Regions from separate parts of the Homo sapiens genome. Here all the other regions are linked to region 4. Evidence: chromatin contacts called from ENCODE Hi-C data. All regions are on one chromosome and are shown on one strand. Each heading gives the region's core, a stretch centred on a gene start or an enhancer-like site at or near the end of the contact. The rest is flanking DNA. Distances are from core to core; before and after follow the strand shown.

Region 1 (3,481 bases), core at 150-2,649, 3.0 Mb before region 4:
CGAAAGGCCTCATGCACGATCCTTTCTTGCTGTGGCAAAACCGTTAAGTTTCTCTCAACACACACAAAACCGAAGTAAAATGCTCATCCTCTGGCTCCCCTACAGTAGTAAAAATTAATTGCCACATAAAATTGCTGATTCCTACCAAATGAAGCTGTACGATTTATCAGCTCATGGATGGCGCAAACTCAATGGTGGTTTAACTACATCACCTGAGTTATTGCTGTGTTTTCTCTCAGTGACAGCTTTACGGGGAATGTAAGTTTTGCGAATTCATTCATGTAGGACAAACTTCCAAAGTAAACAAAAGCATTAAGCAGACACAGCTCTCCCGTGGCTATGTCACAGCGATTCTCAAAGCCACAGGGTGTCTGGGCAAGAAGGGTGGACACCCCGTGTAGGGACCCCTGCAGCAACTCCATCAGGCACGGTTTTCCCCCACCCCCAGGCTGCAGTGCCACCTTCCAGGGGTGCTCTCTGCTGAAGCCCTCAACCCCCCGCACCCCAACTTTAGAGGCCATCGTAATTTAATTATCCAACTCCAATTCCACATAGGAATCCAGTTATTTAAAATGCATTAAAAAAATAAATCACTGCCAGTAGGTTTTGTATTTTTGGCCAGGACAAAGAATTTATAAACAGCTTATATATATGGTGTGGAAGACAGTTAGATGGTGAATACCTCAGGGAACACCATAGTCTCCTCGGTTTTCACCAGAGTTTGCCTGGGAGCCGGGACATCCCTATCATTTTATGGGCTATTTCTGTTTTCTTCATCATTTGTCCCCTGTCCATTAGACAACAATGGATTGATCTTTTTCTAATCTGAATTAGGCCAGGCACAAACAGGTAAGTTACCTTCCGGTTTCCATAATTACGGGAACAGGCAAGTACTTCTTCCAAACTCAGGCCTTCAGAGAAAAATAACTGTGGTGGGAGGGGTGCAATCCCTGGGGAAACAGCGTTCTTGGTGAGGACAATGCTGAGGTCACCCATCGGTCTCCGAAGAATAGCAGTTCTACTTCTCAAGGGAAGAGAGCCCCAACTCTAAGAATTTCAGGTACATGAAAAAAAAGTGCCACAATCCATTGTCCAAGTTTGCCTTATGTTCTATTTATAGTCAGAGTGCGTGCTCTGAATCTGTTTTAGAATCATGTTCTTCAGGACAACTTGAAATAAAAATCAGAGAAGTTTAGTTTCAAAAAAGGCAGAGAGGTGACTATCCACCCAGGAGACTTCACCCATTCCCGCCACGCCAGTGTCCCCAGTCAGCCTTGACCCTGCTTCCCTGACTGTGTAGTGAGATGTGGGGATTCAGCCCAAGGCTTGTGGTTAAAGACAGAGGAAGAAAAGACAAAGAATGAAACCTTTCTGGTTTGGTGACTTAGCTCAGAGCTGGTCTGGCTCTTCTCTACTTTCTTGCCAAGTTTTGCATATTTGGGATTTCAGTTTCACAAGCTTCCCCACCTCACTGGTTTTACTGCTTAACGAGCAGAGAATATGCTCTAATGATTATCTGAAACACACCCACAGGTAACCACAACTGTTTCACACAGAACAGGAAATGCCCAGCAAAGAAACTCTCACTTGATGATGAAATGTTTGCCACTAGAAAATACATCGTACTGTCCCCATTCCATGGGCTCCCCAAACCACTCTGCACAAAAACTGTGGTTGCGGAGGGGCTGCTTGACAGACTGTTCTTTGACTGGGCTCTTCAGGTTCCAGTCTTTCCAGGGAGGTCCAGCCATCATCAGATCCAAATGGAAGTCTTGCAACTGGGGCACTCTGCTTGAACTCAAATGCCCCCAACAAGAGCCTTGTTCTCTTTGTGATGATTTCCTGTGCTGCACACATGAATCTGTGCTTTTCTCAATGTGCACTTTTTAAAAAATTGAAAACAACCCAAGGATGAGTCAACATTTTAATGCAGCTCATACCTGACTGTCAACTTCAGCAAAATAAAGGGAAGGAAGAGCAAAGCCCGCAGGGGCTTTGGGGAAGGCGAGGTGGCGAAGGGAAGAGGCAGGATCCGGCTAACAAATGCCAGTATCAGGGAAATACCAAGTCCACATCCTGCGCAGTCAGCTCCCCAGGATTTGTTTTTGTGGGTCTCTGAGCTGAGAGCTAAGGGGGCCGGAGGGAGAAAGTGGGAGGTAAAGTTAGAGGAGGGACTCACTGTAGGAGCACACTGCCAGCTCTTGTGGCCAGCCCCAGTGGAAAAGAAATCCCACTAAATTTACATCCATTCGTGCTCCATATGAAGAAGCTGAGGGTCACTGTCCTCTTCTAGCTATTTCATTCAGCTGGCTTTCCAGTCTATCAGAAAAATGCCATCATCGGCTGGGTGTGGTGACTCTCACCTATAATCCCAACACTTTGGGAGGCTGAGGTGGGCGGATAGCTTGAGCCTAGGATAGCTTGAGACCAGCCTGGGCAACATGGCGAAACCCTGTCCTAAGAAAAATACAAAAATTAGCCTGGCTTGGTGGCATGCGCCTGTAATCCCAGCTACCCAGGTGGCTGAGGTGGGAGGATCGCTTGAGCCCAGAAGGCAGAGGTTACAGTGAGCCCTGATTGTGCCATGGCACTCTAGCCAAAAAAAAAAAGCCGTCATCTTCTTGATGGTGAACTCCCTCTAATGCTCAGGCTGATGTCCTAACACCCAGGACAACGTCTGAGTGACCAGTGGCTCTTGGCTGAGGGATGTGAGCTATGAGCCCCTACATCACAGCTTCTGTTAACATGGCGATGGCTAGGCACAGGCAGCCACCCCTCTACCAAGCCACATCCCAAATCCTAACCCCAGCAGAGCCAGAGACTCAATGCTTTGTGTCACATGGAGCTACCAACATCAGGACCAGCGAGAAATCGGGAAAACATCAAGTCAGAACGTCCCGTGCCTTCTAAGCAGTCAGGTGCATGCACCATGCTAGGTGAGTGCAGGGCAGGAACGGAAGGCAAGCAGGGTGCGCAGATGTAACGGGGGAAGCAGGCACGGCCAAGCACCCTAGAAAGTGCTGTCATGTTTCGTACAGGAGCCTGCTGGGGGTAGCTCACGGGGACTGGAAGCATGGCCCTGAAGTGTGGGCAGCATCTTTTCTGTTTGCACGACTCAAAGTCTGCCTGGTGGAGGAGGGTGACACCTGCACAGAAGCCAGGGAGCACAGTGCACCAACCTTCAGTGTAATCTCCAGTCCTGCCACTGACTCGTGAGCTGTGTGACTCTGGGTACATCACCTGAGCCCTTCACACCTGGGGGTTTCTTATCCATAAATGGAACGACCTCACCAGAATTTTAAAATGTAACAAAAAAGGAACTAGCCCATGTGTCGATCAGTAAATGCCTCAGGGTGAACTCGAGAATCCAGAAGTCTCCAGGGAAGCCCAGTGTGTGCGACGTGCCTCTTCCTATCTCCCCTGGGCAGTCTTCCCAGCTCCATGGAAAAGTCTTTGGTCAGCTGAACGCAGGCAAGGCTGC
Region 2 (3,107 bases), core at 45-2,544, 2.0 Mb after region 4:
ACAAAAGCACCCTAACCTGCTATATTACTGTACTATACTATTACTATACTACATTACTATACCATATTATTACTATATTACTGGGGTAACCTGCACCCTAGTAATATAACAATTGGTACCTGGAGGAGGGGTGCGGCTGTGATAGAAACCTAAGTGGTACTGGCTTCACGGCCAGGCAGTGAGTAGTGAGGAAAGAGATGGTGCAGGGTAGAAAGCTAGTCATTCCCGCTACGCAGTAAAGACATCTAAAAAAATGCTGCCTGTATTAACTGGGAAGACGGATCCTGCACTTACCAAGCCTGTGTAGCTCTAGAAGAAAAAAAAAAGCAAATATGCGGTATGTTGGCTGCTCACTGCTGCCCCTAGCGAGGAACTTTGAAATAAACGAGGTTAAGTAAGAACTGGCCAATTTGCAAGCAGAGGTGGAAGATAAAATACAGGAATGCCAAGCAGCTCTGTCTTCCAGCTCCAATCCTGCAGTACTTCTTTCAGTGCCCCTAAGACGCTAAGCTCCTTCCTCCAACACTGTTTTTTGTCACCTCCCATCCTGCCTACCCCCGGTCATCCTTCAAGTCTCACACATACCTGACTTACCCACGCACCCTGGGATCTTGTGCAAGTCTCCCCATTACCATCTCATCTTACCCTCTGCTCATCAGTTAATGGACTCAGCCCAAGAAGCACTAACACGCTCAATGCCGGGTAATTTTCTGCGCGTGTTCGCTCCCCACGTACTCGTCCCCCAACACCCAGCCCTGGGCCTGGCACGTGGCAGGCGCTCAGTGAACGAGACTCAGGAACAGTCAGGTGTAGACGGCAGGAGAAGACATGACACGGATACCAAGCACCCGAGGTCCTGCAATGAGTCTCGGCCCATGTTTTAGGGAGCCTGGGTCTGGAGCCCCAGTGAGCGTGTGGGTCAGGAAGGTGCCCGAGCTCCGCGCCCGACCGCGCAGGCGCGAAACCGGGAGAGCGGCGTCACAACCCCGCCCTAACAGGCCACGCCCATCACTGGCCACGCCCTCCCAGGGACGTACGCGAGCGTGCGAGTGTCTTGGGCCAGGCCTCCTCACAGGCAGGGCCGCGCCGGCAAAAACGAGGCGCGGTGGGAACCCGCCCAGGGGCCATCCGCCCTCCCGTCCCTAACGCCCAGGCCCCGGGGGCTCACCACGTCCCCCGGAACCTGCAGATCCTCCGCCCTCCGCTGTCGCCAGCGGCCGAGCGCTAAGCTGTCCATGCAGCCCCAGGGTCAAACCCTCCCGGCATCTCAGGCCTGGCCGAGGCCCGCGCACCACGCCCCCTTCCGCACAAGGCCCTGGGGAGCCAATAAGGAGAGGGAGGGGCGGGACGCCGCGGGAAGCGCGAGAGCACCAAGGCGAGGACCGCAGGCAGGAGTAGCAGAGACCAGAGTCTTCTGAGACTATTGGGATGCTGTGGGCGTTGTCCGTCTGCCCCAAGTCATTACTTCGCAGAGAGGTCCCTGCATATCTCTGCTTGTCGCTTCTCCCTTCACAGGAGCAGCCGTGGGGCTCTAAAGAAAGCATTCTTTCAGGATCCCGCCAAACTTTTGACAACACCCCGTGGATCGGCTGGAGGAGCGCCCGCCTCCTCTGTCTTATGATTGGTTGTTAGGCCTCGTGGGGAGCCGTCTCCCTGTGGCTGGTTGGCTAATAGATGGCGCAGCGGGTCAATTAGCTTGAGCGAGACAGCGGGTGTTTCTGGGAGTTGTGGTCCGCAGGGCTGCCTCGCTTCCGGGTGGGAGCTGCTGTTGCCGCGGTGGGAAGACGCAGAGCTTTCAGGCCAGCCCCGCGCGGCTCACGGCTTTTGTGGCTGGTGGCTGGTGGCTGCTGGTTGGGAGGCCCCGGAAGGACTTCTACTCCTCCGTAGGCTGGAGGGCACTAGGAGGTCGCAGGTGCTGAGCTGCCGGGGCCTTTGGGCTGTGCTGAAGGGGAAAAGCGCAGCCACTGTCGGGAGTGTGTGCTGTGGAGGCAGTTGCCGCGGTGATGTTCGCTCCGCCTGGCCCCTGCCGGGGATTCAGCCAACCAACCCTCAACAGCCGGCGGCGGCTCAGTCTCTGGCCCGGCGCGGTGCTGAGCACCACTGAGCCCTCATCTTAGGGCACCGAGGCCCGGACTCCTGCAGCCGCATGTCCAGGCCCCTCCTGCCTTAGCACGGAGCTCCCTTGACTGCTCCAAACAGCCCAGACTGGCGCCTTTTTTGGATAAATTAAAACGGGGCCAATCCGTTGCCAGCGATTGGCTAACGATGGGTACACGACCTAGTACGGGCCAGGGAGAAGTAAGCGAGGTCTGTTGAGGCAGAGTTTCGGGAAAGATCTTCTAGTTAAAAGGGGAGTTGGGTGGGTGGGGGCTGTTTTCTTCCTGTTGTCCTTGCCCAGTGTAAGTTTCCTGGAGCTGCAGCAGCCTTTTTGTCACCATGAGGGCAGCTGGTGGGAACCCTAGGAAAGCAGGAAATCACCTAGAGCCGGAACAGCCTGAGCCTCTGAACCAACCCACAGCTGACTACCCGTCACTTTGTCGTGTCTCTGTGATTTGAGTCCATCATTCTGCTGCAGTTGAAGGTATCCTTTGACAAAGCCCTGTTCTTAACCATTATGGTGAAACGCATGAATCCCTCTTCGGGCTATTTGCTGCATGATCCTCAGCAAATTAAATAGTTAATCTCCCTCAGTTTCCTCATTTATAAAGGATAGGATGATAAAGCATAGAGATCGTGAGGATTACATGAGGCATTTACCTAGAAGATACTTAGAACAATGCTGGACACAAACTAAGTACTTAACAAATGTAACATTTCTCCTATTAGTTAGTACTCCTAAGACTAATTATGCCACCACTGATTCACAGTCCCTTATCAAAAACCTTTCAGGCCAGATGTGTTTGTGAAATTCAGAATTTTTTGAATGTTTAAAAAAGGTGAGATATATTGTATGCCCCCGTAGTCAAACAATGTTTCTATAGCAGAAATGTGTGAGTATTCACAAATATTCACCCTAAGTGGGATATATAAAGGTTGTAAATAGGGCCAGGCACAGTGGCTCATGCTTGTAATCCCAGTACTTTGGAAGGCCAAAGCGGGAGGATTGC
Region 3 (3,451 bases), core at 219-2,718, 2.0 Mb before region 4:
TCTTGGTTTCTGGACCCCATCCCCCACTAACAAGGCCTATCAGGGATGTGTCTTAGCCTAAGCAAGACAGCCAACAGATGACAGTCTTGACTTACTTGTTGGTGTTACTGGAAAAGCATTGCTTCTGGTTTCCTGGGCAAAATGTCACTCTTTTCAGACCCTTAGTAGTGATCACAGGGGGCTCTAGCTAGAGTTCTGGTGTCTCATAACAAAGTTAATTAAAGTTAATTTAAAAAGTGAACAGCAAAAATCTTGAACTATAATTTCTAGTTCCATAAAGTGAATCCATAAATCTTCAATACATCAATCTATGAAACTGAACATTTACAGGGCCCCCACACTGAACCTGCTGAACTCCCCAGGGTTGCTCAAGCCAGAGGCCCGGGCAGTGACTGACTCCATTTCCCTCTTCCCCAGGACCAGCACGAGCACCGTGTCCTGTGTCCCCTCCTGTTGGCCCAGTCCGCACTCTAGAATCTGAGCCCAGGCCAGTCCACACTCCTCTAGATCTTCGCACAGCCAGCTATCTCGGCTTCAGAATGCATGTTTCCCTCGCCCCCTTCAGACCTCAACAGATGCAGGGTCCCCAGGAGCCTTCCTGACAACCCCCTGCCGCTCTGTGGGGGTTGCTCCCCTCCCATGATGCCCTCTCTCCCTGCAGTCGTACCCCTCACTTATGCCATGTCATTCTTGCTTAATGTCTCTCCAGGACCCAGGAGAGTGGCTGGTGTGTGGCAGACACACAAGTACTTGTTTAATGAGCCCCTGAGCCATGGCCAGGCCAGGGAGCAGTGAGCCATGCTTGCTCATGGCCTGCCTTGATTTTATATATGTATGAACAGGGTGGAGGCAGCGGTATTTCAAATGCACTCTATTTTATGCAGTAATGGCCACGGGGGATGGAGTTAGGCTCTTACATTGTTTTCACTTTTTAACATTCTTACTTGTTAAATGAAGGGTTGGTGACTCTGTGGGTTCCCTGGCTTTCTGCAAACCCTCAAACCTGAGTACTGCTGGTCACGCATGTCCACAGCAAAGAGCCAGAGTTCACCGCCCTTTCTCCTACCTTCTTCTCCAGTTTGTTTCATTGCCATTCAGTTTGCTTGGATGGAGATGGAATGGGTGGCAGGGTCTCTGATAAATTAAAAACTAAAACCCTGCTATTTTCATATAATAAATGCTAAAAGCCATATCAGAGCATTAAGTTGCAGCCAGAGACCAGTCATCAGGGCTGCCAAGGCTGAGGTGTCACTGGGGAAAGGGGACACTGGGCCCAACCCTTGCTTCTCCCCCACTGCTGTGGAGGCTCAGTGAAAGGCCAGACTTTTGAGTCCTCTTCCTCCTTGCTGCAGGGCTGGGGCCTGCCAGAGTGGTAACCTGCTACTCTCTCAGGAGCAGCACTGAAGCATGTCCATGTTTTAGCAGAAGCTCAACCAGGAAGTCGCTGCCCTTCCTTGCACTGTTTCTGCAGACGTGCCTGGTAGGCTGGACTTCCCCTCCTGAGCCCCGAGAACTGTGTTGTGTCTGTTGTCATGGAAACGATGGCAAAGCCACAGAGTCAATGCTGCCAGTCACAGGAGGCCTTGGGGACGCGTGACCTCCTCTGCAGCAGCACTGGTCACGGTCTCCATGTCATGGGAGGGCTCAGATGAGTGTCAGTGAGGCAGTAGACGCATGCTCCTGCGATCCCACGGGCTCCTGGCCCTGGCCGCGCTCCCTGTTGGACTCTGCAGCTTCCTGCCTTGCTTCTTTCCCTCGAAAAGAGGCATCATTTAGACTTGCCCCTGAATTGCCCAATAAGAACTCAGAGAAAACAGCACCGCACCAGTAAACCATTTCTAAAGGTCATCCGAGGAGAAATGGCCACGAGTTCAAGCACAGCTGCTACTAAGAGCTTCTTGGGGGACAGGCAGACCTGTGTGTGTGTAAATCTTAGCGAGATCACATTAGGCAAATTACTTAACTTCCCTGAGCCTCAGGTCCTAGGTATGTGAGAAAAGAATCATACCACCTTCTTCAGAGTTGTATAAGGAGGGGATGACATCATGGGCATAAAATGCACCACACAGCACCTGCACACATCATTCCATATGCAAAAGCTGTTGCAATGACTCCCACTGCTGCCGTGACTGTCACCTTTACTAAGAGGTGGGTGTCTTTCCAGTAAGATTTTTAAAAGGCATTAAACTTCACACCTTGTCACCCTACCACACAGATGTCGGCCTTTACAAAGTACTTTGATACAGTGATGACATTCATACCCATTCAGCAGTTCACTATAGAAATGACCTTAGTTAAGAAAAGTGTCGCAGGCTAAGGAACTGGCAAACTCAGCCACTCAGTCAAAGCAGAGAGCAAGGAGCCTCAGAGAAGATCGGGCAGGGATGAGAGGGGCATCTGGAAACTGCGGGAGACCCTAGGCTGTGTAGACCCATGTGGGGTCCCCACTGGGTTTCTTGTTGGCTCTACCTGCACCCATGCTGACAGCTGGCGAGCCCACCCGCCCCCAGGTGCTCAGCCTCCTCCCACCGGGATGCAGGGGCTTCACTGACCTGCTTGCCGGATGGGGCCGCTGTCTGTGCTTCCTCCAAAGCCAAACTTGTCACAGAAGGGAGGTGCCCAGTGGGCCTCGCAGTGGCAGTTCTTCCTGTTGTTGCACACCTTTCAGGGCAGAGGGGAGGGACGTGGGGTTAGGGCATATGCTCTGTGCATCACCACAGCAGAAGCAAGGGGGGCCATGGTCAGAGCCCCCCCCCAACACTGACACAGCCAGACTCAGCACACGCCATGGTGCGAATAAGCCCAAAGCCGGCACTACACACCACACAGGGGCGACCAAACCTGAGGCTGTGAAGATGCATCATCTGCCTATTAGTGGCTGTAAAGAGAGTGATGAAGATTATTTGGGTTCATCAGCTTGCCTCCCCCACCCACCTCACTTCCTTCTCCATCTCCCCATCTTCCTTTTTCAATCTGGAAAACTGTCTGACCATGAGGAGAAGCCCCCTCAGCAGTGAGGAGGGACCGTGCTTTGGGGCTACAGACCCAGAGCCCTGGGGCACCGCGGGACCTGACAGATGCTTGGCGCATCCCTGTCTCCTTCAGACAGAAGGCTCAGAGAGGCTGGTGACTGCCGGGTCCCACGCCAGGCTGGGGTCCGAGGCAGGCCCCCCGTTTCCTGAGCAAAGGAATCCTGTTTCCTGCAATCCTAGCAGGGTGCATGGGATTTCCACTAATACTTCCTGAAGCCTGTCCCCGTGTGTCCTTCCTGCAACGCCTGCCTCCTTCTTGCAGAGGTTCCCAGTGGCTGTTCCCTGGCTCCCAGTCACGCACCAGGGTGCGAATCCAACAGTGGATTCTTTTCATTGTGAAATAAGAGAATGGTTCTGGCACGGCGGGAAAGGGAGACCAAGAAAGCCCGAGGAGGCTGTGCTTCACCCTTGTTGGGCCC
Region 4 (3,399 bases), core at 165-2,664:
TAGATGTAAGTGGGCAGAGGTTTCTTGTTCCCCTGGCCCAGCTGGGGCATGAGCAGTAAGCACTTTCTTGTCTGGTGCCCGGAGTGTAAATTGTCACAACCTTTCTGGGCAGTTTGGCCACAAGCACAAAGGGTACGGAACTGCCCGTGCTTTACACACTGGCATCAGCATCTGGGAATTTGAATTCAAGAGACAGAGATGATCACAGAGGATGTTCACTACAGCATTATGTATATTCCTGACCAAATAGAACAGGGAGCATGGGTAGTTAAACAGATTGTGGTAAAACCATGTGCAGTGGACTATTAGAACTTGATTTGTATTAATCTTTAAAAGATCATTTAATATCAATTATAAAATTCCCATTAAAAATACAACATAAAATAAATTGTACATGTTCACCCAATTAGAGGACAGAAATGTCTGCATGTCTGCTTGTGGGTGAGTCTGGGAAAGGTTTGGCAGAAAAACAGACTAGAGAGGGGACGTATGAAGTAGGATTTGTTATTTCTGGAATTGCTGGTGAGTTTTCTTTCCTTCTTAACCTTTTCCTGTGTTTTGCAAATTTTCCATGGTGAATATGTACTGCTTTCCTAACAGCAACACCAACAAATCCTTTCAGCAAAGATAATTCTGAAAAAATATAAATCTGATGTTATTTTTTCTAGGGTTACAAAGAGAAGAATAAATTCATAGCAGCTCAAGGTAAGCTTTTTATTAATTTCTCAACGTATTTTTGGTAACGTGAATAGCTCTTATTTCCTTCTCTGTATGCCAACAAGACCAAGGACTTATACTGGATTTGTGTGTGTGTGTTTACACCTAACAGACACGTTAGATATCCATTCACACAACGGATATGTGTAGTCAGAGAAACACACACTTATTCCCACACCTATATGGTGTGAACACAGGGCACGCAATGGCCCCGGCTGCCATTCCAGCTTGTTAATACTTGCGTCAGATAACCTTGAATTTCTCTCAGCTGGCTGAGCCCTACATGGCTCCCCAAGTTTGGGCGAGGGGTTAGTGGGGTGAATAGCTTTTCAGATCAAGGCCATAACTAAGAATATACTTCAGCTGTGAAAACGTGCCCTTCACCTTGCACAGGGCTACCTTGTGTGTTGAGTACTGAATCCAGCATCACTCCGTTCCACCAGAGGTTGTCATCTGCAGGACCTGGTGTACGTGCGGTTAGATATCAGTGGAGCTGAAACCAGATTCCTCAGACTTCCTCACTCTTAGGCCAGGAGTCTTTAGGGCAATGAGCTCTGAAAGTCAGCGTCCATCAAAATCACCTGGGAAGTTGTTACAAATGCAGAATCTCTAAGAAAAAAGGACACACATGTGCACACGCAGAGGCCATCAGGAATGTGCCCAGCTGGAAACCTCAGGAAACCTGACGATCCTGGCTGAAGCAGATGAAAGCATGTGTTTCTCTCTTGCCAGCAGACACCCACAGGGAGCTAGCCCACGGCAGGACAGCAGCAGGGCCAGGGGCTTCCTTATCTCCCCGCCCATCCCCCTCAGCACGTAGCACTTAGCTCGGGACTGCAAAATAGCCGCAGCTCAGACAGGAAGTGGATAGGGGCAGAGGACTTTCTCCTAGTGACACTTTGTCTGTTGTTCACATCCCCCTCCCGAGGGACTTTAGCTCATATCGTATTGGACAGCACCATGCTGAGAGTAAGATTTTGACAAAGAGGAGGGGATTGGGAATGCAGGGTGAGGCTGGCCAGTCTCTGCCTCTCGCAAGGCTTTCACCAGCTCTCCCACACTTGGCTGTAGACCCAGCCCTCATCTGAACCCTGCTTCTTACCTGTGAACGTCATAACTCAACCTGGGCCCAATTATCTTGCCCACTGAGGAGTTCCTAGCTGGAGTGGGTGAGTGGCAGGACAGGCAGCCCCTACCGGTTCCGGAACGCTTCAGGGCATGACGTGTGTGTCCCCAACAAGCCTGAGAAGGGAGTGAACAGCTGTCCAGGGGCCAACGGCCAGGGTGCCGGGGCTGGGACCCCAAAGGGACTTCCCTTCATGCCTTTTGACTTCGAAATTGTCCTCTACACACAGGTCCCAAACAGGAAACGGTTAACGACTTCTGGAGAATGGTCTGGGAGCAAAAGTCTGCGACCATCGTCATGTTAACAAACTTGAAAGAAAGGAAAGAGGTGAGTTCCAGGCATCTGGCCCCGGTATCACTTCCTTTCAGCTGCTGCTGCCGGGCTGGGGATGTTCTTACCACTTCCTTTTCCTACTTCCCTCCCTTCCTCCCACTATCACTGCAGAAAAAAACCCAAACACATGCAGTGGCTTACAGCATTTTCTTCACGAAACAAATCCCCTGTGTCCCCAGCATCTCACTGTTATCTAATCTGTGATAACACAATGACACAAGAGTTTCCTTTTTTTCCCAAGTAAGAGTGGCCCCCGGCTGGCCCCATGGCTCTGCCTGCCTGATGAGAGACATGAATCTTAGAGTTTTAGGATGTTGAGCGTGTCATGCGGCAGAGCTCAGGCTAGAAATGAACATGATTTCGCGCTTATTATCCAGACTAGAGAAATGCTTTTGGAAAACGTTGGTATATTGAAGAAATGTTGATTTGTCATCCGAATATATTTAATTAGCTGTTTCTAATTCAAAAAAGGATGCATGTACGTTATAAGAATTTGAATCATTGACAAAGAAGAAAAGTTGAACTGATTCGTTTCCTAATGTAACAAGTACTCATTAGCATCTGCTGTGCTGGGCCAGCTCTGTCCCAGGTGCAAGGAGTAGGGGCTCAAATTCAGGGCTGAGAAGTGGTGGCTGTGGGGAGCCTGGGTGCGGGGGTGGGGTTGAGTGACAGGCAGGGAGCCATGCCATAGGCAGTGAGCTCACTCTCCAGAATGAAAGAAGAACTGGGAGCCTGAGGGACACTTACCACAGGTGGGGCGAAGTTAGGAGGCTGTGCTTCTGGCGTGTTCTGGCATGAAGGCCCGGTTCAGTGGGAGCCGTGTGTCCTGCCCGGCCCTGCTCAGGGCCTGCTGTGTCCTGAGCTCCTCAGTCATCTGCTGGCCTGGCCCCAGCAGTTCCCAGGCATTGTAGCGAGGACTGTGGGGAAGGGCTGCCATTTTTAGATGGGAGTACCAGGCCTTGGGGAGCTCAGCTGGGGCAGAAGATGGGTGGCAGGAGCCCACAGGAAGGGCAGGCTGGGAGGTGCTCTGGTCCCCGCAGTGCCAGCTTACTAATTGCCACCCAAAACACAGGAAGCAGCCTCCAGCCACCGTTTCTGGTCAGGAATAGGATGGAGGCTTTCATTCTGCTCTGGGGGGAGCTGAAACAGGACTGTGGAGGGCCACCCCTTTGCCCTTGCAAATCTTGCCCTTGTCATGCTTTGTCATGGGGAAGAGGGAAGAG

Evidence for each region. A loop is a pair of places that touch in the nucleus more often than their neighbours do. Pooled maps may share reads with other maps.
Region 1: a map with no recorded cell type shows a loop between it and region 4 (10-fold over the local background). The contact joins the enhancer-like site here to the promoter of AS-PTPRE in region 4. A Hi-C loop is called at or near these places in 4 of 37 single-sample maps with no recorded cell type and 3 of 50 pooled maps.
Region 2: a loop to region 4 is called in a map of B cell, with 6 times the contacts of the local background. The contact joins the promoter of C10orf143 here to the promoter of AS-PTPRE in region 4. A Hi-C loop is called at or near these places in 1 of 168 maps with a recorded cell type or tissue (B cell), 2 of 37 single-sample maps with no recorded cell type and 7 of 50 pooled maps.
Region 3: a map of B cell shows a loop between it and region 4 (31-fold over the local background). The contact joins the enhancer-like site here to the promoter of AS-PTPRE in region 4. A Hi-C loop is called at or near these places in 1 of 168 maps with a recorded cell type or tissue (B cell), 1 of 37 single-sample maps with no recorded cell type and 6 of 50 pooled maps.

Annotation. Positions count from the first base shown.
Region 1 is chr10:125,063,477-125,066,957 of GRCh38, forward strand. The region is part of intron 2 of CTBP2 (C-terminal binding protein 2); the gene reads right to left. Among named protein-coding and RNA genes, the nearest start is that of MIR4296, 32 kb to the left of the region's middle. RefSeq lists an enhancer at 1-104. Within about 2 kb of position 1,400, at least 15 of the 41 ENCODE cell types and tissues checked have a DNase peak (open chromatin) inside an H3K27ac peak, as active enhancers do.
Region 2 is chr10:130,109,536-130,112,642 of GRCh38, forward strand. It overlaps C10orf143 (chromosome 10 open reading frame 143), which reads right to left and starts at 1,295. Exons shown (of 4, transcript NM_001355042.2): 1 at 1,169-1,295. The coding sequence starts at 1,237. LOC102724883 (a long non-coding RNA gene) reads left to right here and starts at 1,758. Exons shown (of 3, transcript NR_188169.1): 1 at 1,758-2,581. RefSeq lists enhancers at 350-459, 620-799, 1,660-1,989, 2,470-2,599 and a silencer at 990-1,369.
Region 3 is chr10:126,040,488-126,043,938 of GRCh38, forward strand. It overlaps ADAM12 (ADAM metallopeptidase domain 12), which reads right to left. Exons shown (of 23, transcript NM_001288973.2): 18 at 2,553-2,661. Among named protein-coding and RNA genes, the nearest start is that of FANK1-AS1, 69 kb to the left of the region's middle. RefSeq lists an enhancer at 2,427-3,084. Within about 2 kb of position 1,469, at least 19 of the 41 ENCODE cell types and tissues checked have a DNase peak (open chromatin) inside an H3K27ac peak, as active enhancers do; they include B cell, where a contact is called at or near this core.
Region 4 is chr10:128,061,011-128,064,409 of GRCh38, forward strand. It overlaps AS-PTPRE (lncRNA antisense to PTPRE protein-coding gene), which reads right to left and starts at 1,415. Exons shown (of 3, transcript NR_136150.1): 1 at 1,117-1,415. It overlaps PTPRE (protein tyrosine phosphatase receptor type E), which reads left to right. Exons shown (of 21, transcript NM_006504.6): 8 at 1-5; 9 at 669-705; 10 at 2,073-2,170. RefSeq lists enhancers at 958-2,157, 1,489-1,538, 1,949-2,158, 2,498-3,096.